Regions from separate parts of the Mus musculus genome. Here region 2 is linked to region 1. Evidence: chromatin loops called from intact Hi-C (ENCODE). Cell type or tissue: heart. All regions are shown on one strand.

Region 1 (5,000 bases):
GTATCCTTGTTTCCAATGTGGTCAGGAGGGGTGGTAGAGGGAAGCAGAGAGGGAAGAGAGCCTGGGAGGGTGCTCGCACAGGAAGACTGAGGCTAACACACAGCTGGAAGGACCGGGAGAGCCACACAGCTGGATGAGGAGGCAACTTGAAGTTGGTCTGTGGTTGCTGTTGTTGTTGCTGGTTTGTGTCTCACTGTGTAGCCAGGCTGTCCCATAACCTCAGGATCCTCCCGAATTAGTCTTCCGAGTGTGTGCTACCACACCCTGCTTGCTCCGGAGTCCTGAACAAAACTATGGCTGATGGCGCCCATCGGCAGAGGCCATTCTAGCTGCCTGGTGGGCAGCTGACTAGAGCCAGGGTCAGAAACCCACAAAGGGTCGTTACAATAAACCAGGAGCAGTAGTAATGGCCTTGACTGGTGAAAGAAGAGTTGGGGACGCTGAATGCATTTAAGGGAGAACAATGGCTTTAATGGCACAGGAGATAGGCGGTAGGGGAGAAACAGAAGAGCAATGTGACCCCAGGACCTTTGGCCAAACAAGAGAAAGGAGGCCTTTGCTGTTTGCAGGTCAGATAGAGGGACCGTGAGCTAGAACGTCAGAGCCTGGGGAGCCCAGTGAGTTGACGGTGACATTTCAGTAAAGCTATGGAAAGCTGTGAGCAGGGAGAAGCAGACTCACACCCAGGCCCAGCAGCTAGGGCAGCAAACAGCCCTCACGGGAGAAGGCTGCAGAGGACACTGAGGGAAGTAACATACAAAATGGGCCACGCCCATTCCGAGGGACCAACACTGACAAGAGCCATTGCTGCCATCCTCCAACTCTGGCCTGGTGGTCGTGGTATCACCAAAATAGTTCCAAGGCCAGGACTGAAGGCCAGGACTGAGGAAGCCAGTGTTGGAGTGAAGACCCCGGCCCTCTTCTGACTTCCGTGGGACCTTTCCGCCATTAAAAAAGCTGGCCAGCTGTTGGAGGGCTAGAGAGGCAGCTCAGCTGCTAGGAGTACACACTGCTCCCCCAGAGGATCTAAGTCCAGTTCCCAGAACCTACACCAGCTGTTGTGATCATCACAAGGCTCCAGAAAGATCACAATAGTCCACGTGAGGTTTATTGAGAGAGAAAAGGGCAAGGTGGCCTCGGAAAGAGAAGGGGGGCGGAGAAGGAGAGAGATCAGAGGGACCTTCTTTTATATAAGGATGGTGACATAGCCACAGGTAAAGATGGGAGGTGAGCCAAGTGGATTCTGGGAATATGGTGGCTGTTGCCTTGGCAACAGGTGAGCAGGTCTCGCTATCGCCTATGTGATGTAAGGGTTTTTGGAAGTCCTGATACCAACGCCAGGTGCCTCACAACCACTAGTAATGCCAGCTCCTGGATGTCTGATGTCTCTGTCCTCAGCAGAGCAGCAGCTCAAACATATACCCTGTGTGGCCAAGGAGCTGTGGGACCAGGAAGGGGAGGAGCAGGCCTGGAATAAGAGTGGGGTTGAAGCCTGTCCAAACCCAAGAAACTTCATCATGTGATCAGCAGAAGTAGGACTGCTTCCTGCTTCCTCGGGCCTGCATGTCCTGGGGCATGTAGGCCTGTGTCCCCTTCCTTTACCTCTCCAGAGGAGGTCATGCAGCAGGTAGCCAGATTAAACTTCCTGTCCTTTCTTTTTGTGTTTGTTTTTCGAGACAGGGTTTTTCTGTGTACCCCTGGCTATCCTGGAGCTCACTCTGTAGACCAGGCTGGCCTCGAACTCAGAAATCTGCCTGCCTCTGCCTCCCAAGTGCTGGGATTTAAGGCATGCGCCACCACTTCCTGTCCTCTTATAAGGTCATGTCCAGCAGCACCTGGAATGCCTCCTCACGCAAATGAGGCATCCTCAGCAACCCAATCTCAGCCAGTGATGTACACTCATTCTGATAAATAGCCCCTACTCACCTGCAAAGTTGTTTGATTGTTTGTTTGTTTTATTATATGTAAGTACACTGTAGCTGTCTTCAGACACTCCAGAAGAGGGAGTCAGATCTCGTTAAAGATGGTTGTGAGCCACTATGTGGTTGCTGGGATTTGAACTCAGGTCCTTCGGAAGAGCAGTTGGGTGCTCTTACCCACTGACCCATCTCTCCAGCTCCACCTGCAAAGTTTTAAATGGCCTTTGCTGCCCCTACCCAATAAACGGCACCAGTTCTTCAAAGCTGTTCTTGGTGTGTGTTCTTTACCCAAGCACTCACTGTCAACCAAGATCCTGCTTACATCTGCTTGCTCCAGCTAAGCTTCCCCAGTCCAGCCTAGTGCACAAGGGGCCTGCCTACCCCAAGGGAGAAGAAGACATAGGGAGGTAACCCTTGAACACAGACATATAATTAAAAAATAATAGCCAGGCGTGATGGCGCACACCTTTAATCCCAGCACTTGGAGGCAGAGACACGTGGATCTCTGTGAATTAGAGGCCAGTCTGGTCTACAGCTAGGACTACTGAAGAAGCCTTGTCTTGAAAACTGAAAATAATAATAATAATAATAATAATAATAAAGATAATAATAATAAATAAATAACTTTTTAAAAAAAACAACATCAGCAAGGGTGGGAGAGATGGCTGCATATGTAGGCTTGCCACTCAAGTCTGCTTTTCTGAGTTTGTATCACCTGGCACAGAGCTGCTGTGAACATGAGACCCTGTCTCAAACAAGGTAGGACGTGAAGAGCAACCGCTGACGTGGTCCTCTGACCGTCATGTGTACCCTATCATATGTGTGCCTCCCACTTGAACACACTCATATACACACACACACAGTGATAATAGTTACATGATAATGCTGGCTTTTAAGGACCCTGGGTCACGTGCTAGGATCCTGAAGTGGCAGACTGTAGTGTCAGTCCTTGAGCTAGGACAGTGCTGGGGAGTCTGTCATCTAGGTAGCCTGATGGGGCCTGTGCCCACTGTCTATTCTGTCCAGATAAACAGCCCATGGTCTCTGAACATGCATGCTACCATTGCACTGCTGTAAAGAGAACACAGCTAGGGCTGGTTAGAAGTCATGTGTTTGTTTGTTTTCAAGCTGGAGAAACATCTCAGTCTGTGAAGTGCTTGCCGTGCCAGCATCAGGACCTAAGTTTCATCCCAGGTAGCCCCATGCACAGCTGAGCATGTCAGCCGAGAGATACAGCTCCGTGTAAACGCATCTGTTGAATACGTGTGAAGACTTGGTTTAGACTTTCCAGAAGGCACACGCAAGCCCAATGTGTAGCAAGAATACATGCAATCGCAGCTCTCTTACAGGGGACCTGCTGGGCTGTGGGTGTTAGGTGAGGCCACATGTGGCTTCCGGGAAGAATGATGGGGGATGTCAGATTGCCTGTGGCTCCAGTCTCATGGTCACTCTGTCAGCTAAGGAGAGGCAGGGATGCAGTCACAGCTCTTCTCCATCCCCGTAGCATCTGAGAAGTTCTTCCACGCTGGGCAAAACCATATTTCTTGACCTTGATTTAGAGAAGAGCATCAGGGTGAGCCAGTAGGAGGCAAACTCAGAGTTTACCAAAAGAGGCTTTTAACTCACTGCTATTTAAGAGGATTTAAGGACAATGAAGACCAGAGCTAGAACACCTATTACCCGTGGAGGGACAGCTCCCAACAGAGGGATCCCTGCTGTCTTGTCCCTGTGCTCCTGAGGTGACCTGAGAACCCTTGGGCCATGCTCTCCTCTCCAGGGAAGCTTTGCATTGGTATGAGTTATGGGCTCTCTGAAACCTCAAAGGGACCCCAGAGAAGTGAAATGCTCACCGGGGAATGCTCTAACAGCTGCCTTTAGAGCACACAAGCTGGAAAGCTGCCCCCCCTGCCCCCCATCTAGAGAACAGATGAGCAAGCTGTGTAGTTCATTCACCGAGAGACCATAAAAGAAGCCTATTAAAAAAGGAGCAGGTAAAAAAAAAAAAAAAAAAAAAAGGAGCAGGTGTCTGTCCACGCAACAGCACAGAGGGACAGATACGTGTCCGCTGAGAGCGCCAGGCTTGGTAGCTGCCTGTCCAGGTCACTGTTCAGACAGTCTGGGAAGGTGGAACAGGCTGTGGTTGCTAGGGGAGAAGCAGGGAGACTTGGAGATGATGGAATGTTCTGGATTGTGTCTGTGGTCATGATTACATAAGTATACATTTGTCCTAGAGAACTATACACCAAAGACAGTGAATTTTACTCTTTTTTAAGTGTAAATACACACACACCACACACACACACACACACACACACACACACACACACACACGTATTTTTAGGGTAAAAAAGATTGACTGCATCTCAGTATCTTTACTGATCCAGCATACAGGAAGCCCTGTTTTTATGTGGTGGTGTTTGTTTTGGGTTTTTTGAGGCAGGGTTTCTCTGCATAGCCCTGGCTGTCCTGGTCTTTGTTCTGTAGACCAGGCTGGCCTCAAACTCCACCTACCTCTGCCTCCCGAAGGCTAGGATTACAGGCGTGCGCCACCACCTCCCAGCAAGAGTTTGCTTTTAATTTTAAATTATGTGCATATGTGTATGGGTATGTATGTGTGTGGGTATGTACGTGCACGTGTGGGGAAACTGCTAATTAACGTTGAAGTCTACTATGACCAGCTAGCCTCTGGGCTCGGTGCAATGTGGGAGACTCCCTTGGTTAGCAGAGTTTCTCCTTCTCTGACCTTGTCCGGGAATTCTAAGCCCCTTCACTCCACCTGAGGAATGTCACGAAGCTTCAATTAGGTTAAAGGATCAATTTCCTTTTTCCTGATAAAACCTGTGCAGTAGCACCTGAGATTCCTGAAATGCTTCCCCATGCTGATGAGGCATGAGAAGCCATCAGCCAATGACCTTTGCACACCTGGATGTCTCTGCTCTCAGTCGCCCACATTTTATAAGCCTTCAATCCCCCTAAGTAAAGTTGATCTGCCTCCTGACTGCAGGTCCCAGTGTGGATTATCCACTGTGTGGACTCCAGGACTTCTGAAGCCAGGGTTCCACATCTCTGCTCCCAATGCCC
Region 2 (5,000 bases), 100 kb before region 1:
AGTATACTGTAGCTGTCTTCAGATACACCAGAGGAGTGTATCAGATCCCATTCCAGATGGTTGTGAGCCACCATGTAGTTGCTGGGAATTGAACTCAGGACCTCTGGAGGAGCAGTCAGTGCTGTTAACCACTGAGCCATCTCTATAGCCCCCACCCCCCTTGTGCCCTTTTTTACCTTGAGCTTCTGAGTTGTTTCTGTTGGTGTTTAGGGCTTCAAGGATGCTCTGGGTTTCAAAGGGCAGACACAAGGCAGAGATGACCCTGAGTGAGGAGGACTGGAAGGATTGGGGGCCTGTGCCAGGCCTGGTGGAGCCCTGGGCCTAGGGAGCAGCCTCAGTGGCAGGTGTCAGTGGCCCAGTGGCCCTCTGCTCTGCTCCTGCCTCTTCCTGTTTACCTCTGAACCCAAGCTAGAGGAGGGGCCCACTGGGCACAGCTCAGGGGCTGGCCTGGAACCAGGTGCTCTCAGCTGGACTGGGAGGTGGCAGGATTGTTTCTCTGAGTAGCCAGAACCAGTCAGCCAGTCCTTAAAGTCAACACTGGACCAGAGCCCTCCCTAGCCTCTGTGGGCTGCCTTTTCCACGACACAGTGCCTCTTATGAGGAACAGGAAATGCTGTGCCCCCAGGCCCAAGCGGGAGAGAGGGGGTGGCTGGACCTGGACGGGGCAGCTGTTGCCTCGGCCCACGCCTAGAGTTTGAGTCTGTCACAGGGATCAGATCCTGGACTGTCCTTGCATGCGGCTACTTCCAGAGGAGGGACCTACAGCTGTCCTTGAACTCACTTCCCCTGTCTCTCCCAAGTGCTGGGATTACACTCATGAGCCTGTAATCTTGCCTGGCTTGCTCATTACTTACCAAGTAACAGTTTCACTACTGAGTGACAGTTTCACACCAGGGACCAGGATGCAGCTGTGGCTGTGAGCAAGACCTATTGGCTGACTGTGTGGTGGCAGAAGAATCAGGCAGTGAGCTGTAGCTGGGGCTCAAGGTGTAGCAAATGTCACTCGACCAGCCTGGGCTGGGTACCTCCTTAGGGAGACCAGCTGGTATGAGCTTGAACAGTTCTGGGTCCGCTGAACCTTGGTTTCTATACAGTGAAATCTGAATGCCACACTGTGGGCCGGGGGACACTTGTTCAGCATTCATGGGCTGAGTTCCATTCCTAGCACTGCAACACCGAATAATCCTATGGTAGTTGGGGTGGGGGGGGCTATGGGGCAGGTTTTCAAACTGTAAGGTGGGTGAGGGGAGCCACGAAGGCCTTGTGTTCCAGTTGTAGGCTGTCAGGAGGTAGTGGGTTTAGCAGGATAGGTTTACTGAAAGGGACGTAGAGCATCTGGGAGAGGGCAGGACAGATAGGAGGACTGTAGGTCAGGTGGGCAGGAGGGTCAGGTGGTCAGGGGGCAGGTGGGCACAGGGTCAGGTGGGCAGGAGGGTCAGGTGGGCAGGGGTCAGGTGGGCAGGGGACAGGTGGGCACAGGGGCAGGTGGGCAGGGGTCAGGTGGGCAGGAAGGTCAGGTGGGCAGGGGGCAGGTGGTCAGGGGGCAGGTGGGCAGGGGGCAGGTGGGCACAGGGGCAGGTGGGCACAGGGGCAGGTGGGCAGGAGGGGCAGGTGGGCAGGAGGGGCAGGTAGGCACAGGGGCAGGTGGGCACAGGGGCAGGTGGGCAGGGGGCAGGTGGGCACGGGGGCAGGTGGGCAGGGGGTCAGGGGCAGGAGGGTCAGGTGGGCAGGGGTCAGGTGGGTAGGGGGTCAGGTGGGCAGGGGTCAGGTGGGCAGGAGGGTCAGGTGGGTCAGGTGGGCAGGGGTCAGGTGGGCACCAGGTCTCACTTTGACTCATCTGGTCTTGTTCTACAGCCTGGGACTATAGCCAGGGCTTCGTGAATGAGGAGATGATCAGGGACCACCTTCCAACTCCTGGGGAGGAGCCGCTGATACTGATGTGTGGACCCCCACCAATGATCCAGTTTGCCTGTTTGCCAAACCTGGAGCGTGTGGGCCATCCCAAGGAGCGATGCTTCACCTTCTGATGGCTGGACGCTGGCCAAGCCTGTGCCTGCTGCTCACGCACTCACCACAACCACCTGTCCACCCCTTCCTTCCCCACCACTGTCGCTCACCCTGACATATGCCCACATCCATGCTGGGGCCTGGGTTCAGCCTGGCCTGCCCAGCCCTGGTCATCCAGCTGTACTGGCCCCTGGGGGGCCCCTTTGGGAGCAGGCCTGTGTATCAGGTGACTTCTGTTGACCACTCTCTGAATAGGCTTCTGTCTGGTACTAACTGGCCATTACCAGAGATGTCCTGTGACTACCCCCTTACACATAGACACACACACACACACACACACACACACAGAGACAGGAGAGAGAGAGAGAGAGAGAGAGAGAGAGGAGAGAGAGGAGAGAGAGAGAGGAGAGAGAGACAGGAGAGAGAGAGAGGAGAGAGAAGAGGAAGAGAGAGAGAGAGAGAGGGAGAGAGAGGAGAGAGAGAGGAGAGAGAGAGAGAAGAGGAAGAGAGAGGGAGGGAGAGCGTGAGCGTGAGCTGTCAGTACCATGTCTACCCATTGCCATGAACTGTGGTCTATAGAAAGGAAGTGAAAGGTAAATAGTCACCTACGGTCCTAGGAACCATGCCTGCCACCTAACCACCTACCTGCCTTAGGCCATAGCCTGGCCTGTGCCCCTAAACACTACATTAGACAGTGACACCCAAAGGTTTTCTTAGGAGGGTGTCTGGCAGAGACAGGCCAGCCCCCACTTGCTGGCCAGGGGTCCCTTGGGGCAGCACGTGGACCCTTCCAAAACTATACACACTGCCCCCGACTCCATGCAGTCTTGAGTGCCCTAAGTTGTCAGCCCAACAGAGTTTGGTAGACCTTGGGGGTCCCTGGCTTATCTCTCCACCCCAAACCTCCTTCCTGTCTGGTCCCCAGCCTGGGGGGGTTCTGAGCAGTGCCTCTTGTCTTGGAGACAGACCTGGTGCCTGGCGCTGCCTTCAGCAGGCAGCAGGCAGCCTCCTGCACACTGGCTTTTTTAGTCATTTATGGGCAAAAAGAGTTAAAGTAAAACTTTGCAAATCCCGACCCTGCCAGCGTTTCTCTGGGGATCACGGTGTGTGTGTGCGTGCGTGCGTGCGTGTGTGTGTATGGTGTGGGATGGGCATGTATTTTGTTTCAGATATGCATTTGCATTGCCCGTTCAGAGTTTGGGCAGTGGAGAAAGTAGACAGGGAGCCCAGCCTCGTCCTGTCTGTCACCGTCCTGATGAGTCGGGACAGCCCTGTGGAAGGTGGAACACGGGAGGCTGGTTCGTGCTTTTCCCAGGTCACTTGCCAGTGCTTCCCTGGGATGCCTCTGCTGTCGCCCTCCCTTCCCTCACCCTCAGCTCTGGATTTTGCTGGGAAAGATGCTAAACTGATTACATTTGTAAGATGGTCACTTGAAGACGGATCAGGTGGAAGTGCGGGCTGTCCTTAAGACGGCTGCAGGAAAGCCACCCGTCTGAGGGTTTCTACTGCTTCTACAAACACCATGACTGAAAAAAGCAAGTTGGGGAGAAAAGGGTTTGTTTAGCTTACACTTTCCATAACAATGTTCACTGTTCATTATTGAAGGAAGTCAGGTCAGGAACTCAAACGGCAGAATCCTGGAGGCAGGAGCTGATGCACAGGCCATGAGTGGGTGCTGCTTGCTGGCTTCCATGGCTTGCTCAGTCAGTCTGCCTTCTTATAGAACCCAGGATCACCAGCCCAGCGATGGCACCACCCACAATGGCCTGGGCCCTACGCAATTGGTCACTAATTGAGAAAATGCCTTACAGCTGGATCTCACAGCATTGGCGTTTCCTCAGCTGAGGCTCCTTCCTCTCTGATGACTTGAAAGACTCTGAAAGGAGCCCCTCGCTCAGGCCTCAGGACAATAGCGGACACCCAAGAACTCACGATAGACCGAACTTGTTGCAAACCACATGAGGCTTTATTCGGGGAAAGCCAGAGCTCTGGGGATGACTCATATCCCACGCAGGGGTAGAGGAGTCGACCTCGAAGGAAAAGAGGTCCCAGTTTTTATAGGCCCTCAGGGGGGAAAGGAGAAGGGGGAGAGTAGGGGATTTCCAGATCTAAACAATGTCTATTCTCAAGAAATGGGTATGGGAGGGGTACAAGGAAAGAGTTTGGTGCAGGTGCAGCAACTCAGGATTGGCTGGGCTGTGGTTGCTAGGGAGATTTTCTGACTCTTTCTCAGCAACCAATATCACAAACACCTGGCAATGGGCTTCATCAGTGGGCACACACATGAGTCAAGGAACGGTCAAAACATTGGCAGACACACAGGTTCAAGGAGTGGCCAGAGCATTGTGCGCCTCTATTTTTCTAAATCAGTGAAGCTAGTTCTGCTAACAGTGACATCTATCTTGCCAATTTCAGGGCTTCTGTGACCTTTCTGTGTCAGGATCTTTCAATGACTCTTAGCTTGTGTTGAGGTGACACAGAACCAGCCAGCATGCCACCTCTGCCGAGATGGTTGGGCTGTGACGACCTGGTCCTGCTGGAGCAGATGTTCAGGTGGTGAATGTGAGCTGAGAGCTCTATGGTTGGAAGAAGCTGCTTCTAAAAACTGGGGAAAGCTGGGGGGGGGGGGGCTGACTAGGAAGTGTCTGCTGCACAAACATGGATAGCCTGATCAGGGAACCCCATTGTCATGGAGGTCAGTGGAACTGCCCCCCCCCAAAAAGCCTCACCCTAGTCCCAACTCCAAAAAGAGTCACCGAATTTATGGATAGTCTCTACATAGTAAGGGGATTTGTTATGACGACTTACAGTCTGTAGTCCAACTCCCCAACAGTGGTCAGCTGTGAAGTCCAAGGATCTAGTAGTTGCTCAGTCACACAAGGCTAGTAGATTCCAAAAGATGTGCTGGCAAATGCAAGCCGGCAAAGAGTGAATCTTTCTTCTTCCAATGTCCTTATGTAGGCCTCCATCAGAAGGTGTGACCCAGATTAACG

What was found. Peaks named below come from ENCODE experiments on the same cell type or tissue, not always from the same donor. Only the 100,000 strongest peaks of a DNase experiment are listed, where the experiment ranks them.
Region 2: a loop joins it to region 1, with 21 times the contacts of the local background. A loop is called at or near these places in 1 of 42 quality-filtered maps.

Annotation. Positions count from the first base shown.
Region 1 is chr15:83,046,597-83,051,596 of GRCm38, reverse strand. No RefSeq gene overlaps it. Among named protein-coding and RNA genes, the nearest start is that of Nfam1, 16 kb to the right of the region's middle. In heart, no CTCF peak of the experiment used is centred here; no DNase peak of the experiment used is centred here.
Region 2 is chr15:83,151,577-83,156,576 of GRCm38, reverse strand. It overlaps Cyb5r3 (cytochrome b5 reductase 3), which reads left to right. Exons shown (of 9, transcript NM_029787.3): 9 at 1,855-3,082. The coding sequence ends at 2,027. Among named protein-coding and RNA genes, the nearest start is that of Rnu12, 4.4 kb to the right of the region's middle. In heart, no CTCF peak of the experiment used is centred here; a DNase peak (open chromatin) is centred at 2,019.